Regions from separate parts of the Mus musculus genome. Here all the other regions are linked to region 2. Evidence: chromatin loops called from intact Hi-C (ENCODE). Cell type or tissue: left cerebral cortex. All regions are shown on one strand. Region 1 overlaps Gm34061 (a long non-coding RNA gene). Region 2 overlaps Klf12 (Kruppel-like factor 12). Region 3 has its middle 77 kb from the start of Klf5.

What was found. Hi-C counts contacts between places; a loop is a spot of excess contacts. Peaks named below come from ENCODE experiments on the same cell type or tissue, not always from the same donor. Only the 100,000 strongest peaks of a DNase experiment are listed, where the experiment ranks them.
Region 1: a loop joins it to region 2, with 5 times the contacts of the local background. A loop is called at or near these places in 2 of 42 quality-filtered maps.
Region 3: it touches region 2 in a loop (2.4-fold over the local background); 2 of 42 quality-filtered maps call a loop at or near these places.

The regions. Positions count from the first base shown.
Region 1 is chr14:99,630,039-99,632,538 of GRCm38, forward strand. All of the region lies in intron 1 of Gm34061 (a long non-coding RNA gene), which reads left to right. It also overlaps the pseudogene Gm9298. Among named protein-coding and RNA genes, the nearest start is that of Gm33880, 4.0 kb to the right of the region's middle. In left cerebral cortex, no CTCF peak of the experiment used is centred here; a DNase peak (open chromatin) is centred at 1,260.
Region 2 is chr14:99,893,555-99,896,054 of GRCm38, forward strand. The region is part of intron 6 of Klf12 (Kruppel-like factor 12); the gene reads right to left. Among named protein-coding and RNA genes, the nearest start is that of Gm22970, 120 kb to the left of the region's middle. In left cerebral cortex, a CTCF peak has its summit at 1,373 (motif pointing left); DNase peaks (open chromatin) are centred at 716 and 1,358.
Region 3 is chr14:99,374,538-99,377,037 of GRCm38, forward strand. No RefSeq gene overlaps it. Among named protein-coding and RNA genes, the nearest start is that of Klf5, 77 kb to the left of the region's middle. In left cerebral cortex, no CTCF peak of the experiment used is centred here; DNase peaks (open chromatin) are centred at 1,271, 1,575 and 2,271.

The sequences.
Region 1 (2,500 bases), 260 kb before region 2:
TTGTGGCAGAAAGGCCTCCACGTTAGACGGAAGAGGACATCGATTCTTAGACATTGACTGAGCTGCTCTCATGGCAATCCTTGCCCAGGCTGCAAATGTGGACTCCTTAGGTGAAGTTAGAATTCCCAGGATACCATTCTCCTGCTTCTTCCTTTGGCACCTGCTTGGAGACCCGATTCCTCTGGTGACAATCTTGGATTTCTTGGGACTCTGCTTCATTCTGGCCTCACGAGATGTATTGGGAATATAACATTCTTGTTTAGAATATGAGTGTCTCTGAAGTCTCAAATAGACCTCAACTTTCTTGCCATCCATGCTCAAGTTATGATACCGACACCACTCCCGAAGAGTGTTCCGGGACACGTCCCTAATAGGAGGCAGGCTGGGCGGAGGACAGGTGCTTGGTATGGATCTGGTTGGATGTTTGATTCCCGCATGCCTCACCAGAGAACGAACGGGCTGGTGGTGTGTGGTCTGAGGTTGAAGAAGAAACATTTGATTGCATAGGGTAGTCTGTGATTGACTCCTCCTCCTCCTTAAATGGGACCAGCGTTAAAATCATACTTTCTTCATCCAAGTTTTCCTCAGATTGGTTCTCGTTGAAAGTCTCCAGGCCGAAGTATGACATTTTCAGGCAGGCTGGGGAGAAGACAAAGGCAGCTGCTGAATGGATGCCGACTTCTTTTATAAGTCTTTGTTTTGTTTTCTTCCTACCTTCTGTACACATTGTTTTTGTTTTCGTGTTGCTGATATGAATAGGTGGACTGTTGTTCTGACAGTTGTGTAAAACAGAGGAGTACATTGTGTCATTGAGAAATGAGACCACTAAAGAAAATGTCAAAGCTTCAGTCAGGTGGACAAAGATCTCTGCCTCGCAGGTTGTGGTGAGCACCAGCACGGTCATTGATCAATCTCCATGGTTTGATATTCGCCTCTAAAGAGTTTGCTATTCCTCACTGACAACAGCATCACTAAAACACCTTGTTGTCTGAACATCTAAGAAAGCTTCAATACTGGTTTGTCTAAAGGCAGCTTGGGGGTTAACCAAACCGCTTTCTCAGCCTTGCCTCTGCGTGCAAGGGATGTGGTGGTGGTGTTAAATTTACACCGAGGTGGTGGTGGTGTGTTCTTCGTTTCAAACTCCTTTATCTAGAATGTGATCTTGTAGAATTCGCTGGTCCTTGGGAAGAATCGAGTTCTTCTCTGATGGCATTTCAGAGGCGGGAGAAGCAAACAAGTTCTTCCAGTGTCGGGAAACTATGACTCATCTCAGCTCCCATGCTTTCTGACTCTGAATGAAGAACGGCAGTGTTCACATAGAAACCGTATAATTTGTCACGTTGAGAACAGGCTGATCTTGTTCTAATGCTCTTGCAGAACTCCAGCTACCTTTATATGAGGAGAAAACTTCAGAAATTAATAAAATGAGGTTCAGCCTCAAGGAACATGACTAATGCATCTGAAATCAGAGACTCAAAGACACCAGAAAGGGGAGGTGCTTGCAGTTTTACCAGGAAACAATTTTGAATTGCTTGAGTTTTGTTGTTGTTGTTGTTGTTTTTGTTTGTTTGTTTTTTTGGTTTTTTTTTAGAATCATGGCAACATTGTGTTCACATTTCAAACACCAGAACATTTCCTCATTTCATAGATATAAACGGAAATCAGCCATTGGATAGAAATAGAACGAAAATATAATCCCTAAAGGAGAATATATTAGTATCTTGATGTTATTTTATCATGGACAACGGGTCAAATACTTGTTGCAACTGTTGAATATTGACCCGTAGGTATGATTTAAATCCCATATTAATTTCCAAAGATAATTTGTGTGTATCCACATTTCCCAGTGCCTAATGCCACCCCCAGACATGTACCTGTCTGTGGGAGTGAGCGTGCACGTGCGAATGTGTGAGTGTATGAGTGTGTGTGTGTGTGTGTGTGTGTATTAGCGCGCACGTGTGCACACGTGCATCTATGCACCCTTGTGCTGTGATGATCTATGCAGTCCTGTGGACAAGTGAATACGCACAAAAATATGCATAGGTAATAGCCAGGCCCTCGGAGTTGTCAGATGTTTTGAACATTGGTGATGGGCAAGGTTCCATGTTTGGTGACTTCTGCCAAACTGCAGAGTGCAAAATGAATTTTATCACTCAGAATCAGTTCATTTAGAGATGGGTGCGACAAATAGCTGTTTTGCCCAATCCCTTTTGGTTTTGGAGAGTGAGCTAAGGGTTCTTTCATGAAGTAAATCTATCCTTTCAGAATCACCCGGCATGCTGTGGTTGCCTCTCATCTCCAAACTGTTGCCTAGCAAGTAGTTGCTCCTTGAATATTTATTTAGAAGTTCTCTGGCTGGTGGATGAGTAAGTGACAGATAAGTTTCGGAGAGATTGCGCAAGCCCCTGTCTTCAAGGGGAGCCCAGGTGTTTTCTGCTTTCTTCCTAATTTCTTGCCTTCTCTAAATGAGTTAATCAATTCCTTTTCTCTTTGATCCTTA
Region 2 (2,500 bases):
AGCCAAGACAAGACAAAACAAAAACAAAAACTAACCAACCAAACAAATACCCAAATTCATGTTGAAATTTAATCCCTACCATGAGGCATTTAAGGAGTAGTAAATAAGTCTCTCAAACATTCCTGTCTCCTGTCCTGTGACAGCCACCACGGGACTCCAATATCAAGAAGGCCACCATCTAATGCAGTCCTTCAACCTTGAACCAGACCCAGAAATCAGGATCAAGCTTAATTCTTTAGATCTTGCCTAGTCTGTGATACTGTAACATCAGCAGCAGAAGCAGACTAAGACAACCATGCAGCTCACAGACTACATGAACTCTGGCCAGGACTTACAAGCTACTTACCATGAGGATTCTACCCTGAAAAGAGTCAGTTTTTAGATGGTATCTCAGCACCATCACTAGGCTGTGTGCTTTGTCTTATAGTTAATAGAGATAGGAGGGAGATCCTAAAAGGGGAGTTCAAGGAACCATGAGCAATGACGCAAATATCAGAAGTAGCACTGTATGTATCTGAAGGTGGACCCAAAGGCCACCGCGATGGACAGCTGTCCGAGAATCTCCCCAAGCCACTTTAGAATCTTATTCAGGGAAAAAAAAAAAAAGAAATCGAGATGTCAGTTTAGAAGAAAGAAATACATGAATAGCAATAAGAAGCGATGAGTCAGGGGAAAAGTGAGACCGTGGAATCTGGAGCCACTTAGCATCACCGCGTGGGAGGGAGCGTAGGTGTAAGTGGGGCTTAAGTGCATCACACGTGTAATTTATAAATAACAGTGATCCGGTTACAGCACATGCCCCTTTCATCCGAGGAGGCGTTGCTAATTAGTGTACAGTTTCCTTTACTTTTAAATGTAAATAAGGACAGATTTCAGACACGGTCTAATCATCCCTGGTTCATATTTTCAAGCCTCCATAAGTAACCTTTCGATGTCTAATATTCTGATATGAGTTATTTTTATGAAGGCAGATACATGAGAAATGTATCTATCTCAAGTTCAGTTTATAGAACTTGATATAAATTCTATCAAATAAATAAATATAAATATAAATTTTAATGAACATTAAACAAAACTGCCCTATTAATGACTCTCCCCCACCCCCGCCCCAGATTTGTGGCAGAGGCATAATATCAATTTGTAATATGAAATATTTCCAATATTTATTGAAAAAGAAAAGACATGTTGGGATTATTTTTAGAAACTTGGCTTGAAATTTAACTCCGTTTTCCATTCATTACTAAGTTGAAATGCTCTGTGGAACATTTCATTCTGATTGCCACGTTTCACTTTAGTGTGTCCCACACAGCAGGAGAGCCATCATATTTCCCACCTAGACTAGCTGCAACAGCCGAGTCTAGTGCTCCATCTAGTGGCTGTACGCATTACTGACACCTGAGAGCTAAAACAGCATTGAAATTACTTTGTGGTTATCAACCTTCCTAATGCAGCGGCCCTTCAAGACAGTGCCTCAGGTGGTGGTGATACCCAACCATAAAATTATCTTCGTTGCTACTTCATAACTGTAATTTTGCTAATGTTATGAATCATATTGTAGGCATCTGTGTTTTTTAATGATCCTAGTTGACCCCCATGAAAAGGTACTCCGAGCCCCAAAGGTTGAGAACCCCTGCTTAAGACAATAGTGAACAACCTAAATGATGCCATATTTTCTTTTAGAATGTACACTTAATATACCTGTACTATCTTTAAATGAAGGAAATGAAAAGTAGATATTCACTGTACAAGTAAGACTCCATTAACTTAAAGCTTCTACAATTTCATTTAAATACACTGCATACCTTATTGTGTGGAAGAAATATACAATGTAGACGAGAGGGTAGGAACAGTGGGCCTGCTGGCAACATTGTGATGACTCCTGAGCTACATTTTCTCCTTTGTAATGTTCCTTTAACAATGTAGCCTCGGCAGGGGTTGCCATCATGACACTATTTCAAAATAATTGCTCACATATTCCTGCCACTACCTGAGCGGCACAGTAACAAAACAGAGTTGATTATTTTAAAATTGAAATTATTTAAATGTGCACTCCCAAACTCTTCTTTAATTGTGTATGCATTGCTAACATGTAGAAGAGTTCCCTTTCCTGTATCCCTAGAAATGTTTACAAGGTTGCGTCCTAAGGAAATACACGAGTGGTCAGACACTACTAAAGTGCAGAACTGTAAAACATTAACACGATAATTACTGTGTCCTTCTTAAGGAAAGTTTCTCACTGCAGCCCGCTCCCTTCCCATAGCGTGCGCGGATTTCGTAACTCATCAGTTATAATCCCAAACTCCACATACAGTATTTTTGGTCACACATAAGGATCTTACTCAACATGCCTGAAGCAAAGGTAAGGCTAAGAAGCTGTTTAGTAAAAGCATGCAAGCCAGCCTGAATTTCTATAGAGCTAGTGCTGATTACATTTTACTCACTATGTTATGAAATCTTGTATATAATTATAAATTATAAGCTAGCCTGGGATCATTTGACA
Region 3 (2,500 bases), 520 kb before region 2:
CTGAGAGACTTGCACTTTGTCTTTGAAGGATTTAAAAAAATAAGTTATAAAGGTAATGCTGGGAAAACCATCTTGTCCCCACAGGGTGCCCCAGAATGAGCCACATAAGGAAATCAGAATGGAACCAAAAGACAGAAGCAATAGAAAAGCAAAGTTGAGTTTGGGCAAGCTCATTGAAACTCTACTCCTGCCTGTTCTGCATCTGTTTTTTTTTTTTTTTTTCATTTCAATTCTGCACCACCCCATATATGCACATGCGAACATACACACATGCACCATTCATTCTAGTTACCTAGTGAGGGAGCCTGCTGCTTTCTGCTTGCATGAATCCCATGGGTTCTTGGGATAATAAGAGCCTACACGAATGGAGAGAGCATTCACTTGTGCAGGGCCCCATGCTGGAGGTTTTACATAGGTGTCAAGACTTTCAGTGGTCAGTGGAGCGCTTCTGTTTTAACCTTCAGTTTTCTGTGGCACCAAACTACAGAATGACAAGAACAAAACTCTTCTGTGACTGCTAAACAGAAGACTCAGGGCTTAGTCTTTGTTTTCAGAGTCAAGGCTGTATTACTAACATTCTTTTTTGTGACTATCTATCTGTTTGTCATATCTATTTATAATTTATTTGTTTATAGTTTTGCAGTGTGTACTGTGTATGACACACGTGTGTGACTCACACTTGTGAATGTGCAGGTGTGCACTTGGAAGGCAGAGCAAGCTCTCAGGAGTTCTCCTGCCCTCCCCCCACCTTATTGCCTTGAGATAGGGACTCTCACTGAATTGGAGTTCACTGCTTCAGCTAAACTGTTTCAGTGAGCTCTTCAGATCTGCGTGTCTCTGCCCCTGCTCCCCAATCCCCTGGGCTGGGCTTCCAAGCCTGCAGAGCCACACCCAGTTCTGTTTGATGTGGAGATTCAGACTCGGAGTCTCATTTTTGAACACTGAGCTCTCCATGACTGAGCCATCTCCTCAGACTCCCCTTTTTGTGACTCTTTATTCCCTTCACTTATTCTCCACGTGCAGAATGTTGTTGGTGGGGAATCGGAAACCCTGAGTAACTGATGTCTTTCAAGAGTCAGGTAGCTCAAGGTTTGGATCTGAGAGCTGGCTACAAAGAAATTGAAGACTGAGTGCTAGATCGAGGCTGTGTGGAGAAGGAACAAGGGTTAGGGGTGCAGTTCAGTTTGTAGAGCACTTGCCTAGCTTGTTTAAAAGTCTGGATTTGATCTCCAGCACCGCACACAACCTGGCCTGGTGCCTGGCACATGTGTGCTGTCCCATCTCGGAGCAGGTTGTAGTGGGAGACCAAGCCATCCCTGGCTGTTTAGGAAGTTTGGAATACGTGAGATGCTAATTTGAGAGCCAACAAAAGAACATAAAAGGGTTCTAAAAAAAAGTCCTATGGGGGACTGAGGTGTGATGTGGTGTGTGTGTGTGTGTGTGTGTGTGTGTGTGTGTGTGTGTGTGTGTGTAAGCATGCACATATACATGTGAGCATATGAATATCCTAGGTGAATCTGAAAGTTCTTTCGAATCAGAGTCTGGTTTTAGGAAGCCTTGTCTACCCATTCCTGGGAGCTCACGTGGCAAGGGGAGTGACAACAGAAACAGGCAGAATCGCAGCTTAAATCTCTTCATATGATATTGACAGGAAGCAGACAGCCTTTAAAAATTCCTTCAGCTATGATGTACTGTCATTCTGGTGGTCAGGATAAAATGTGCCTCTTACTGTTTCTCCTCCTGGGCTCTTTCCTCTCATACTCGTGTCAGAGTGGTCATTTAACAGACATCCATCAAAAGCAGTAGAAAACGTGCGATTATGGGTATTCATATGCCTACTTGTATGTACACATGCACACAAACACACACTCACACACACAAACACATACACACACACGCACACACACACAAACACACACACATGCACACACACACACACTCACACACACATGCACACACACAAACACAAACACACACACATGCACACACACACATGCACACACACAAACACACACATGCACACACACACAAACACACATACATGAACACACATGCACACACACACTCACACAGACACACACGCACGCACACACAAACACACATACATGCACACACACACCCACACCCACAAACACACACGCACGCACACACACACACACACCTCCGTCCCCCATAGGGCTTTTCTTAGAACCTGTTTATGTTCTTTTTTGGCTCTCAAATTAGCATCTCACGTATTCCAAGCTTCCTAAAGAGTCAGGCCCCCAGCACTGCATGAACCAGGCATTCTGACACATGCTTGTAATCTCAGAGGCATACACTTTGGAGATGGGAGCAGGATCAGAAGTTTAAAGCCATTTTTTTTACCTACATAGTGAGTTTGAAGCCATTCTGAGCTGTATGACACCCAGTGTCAAAAAAATGTATTTTCAAAGAAGAATTCTTTTTTTTTTTTTTTTTTTTTTAAATTTCAAAATCTCAGCATATGGGAAGCAGAGGCAGA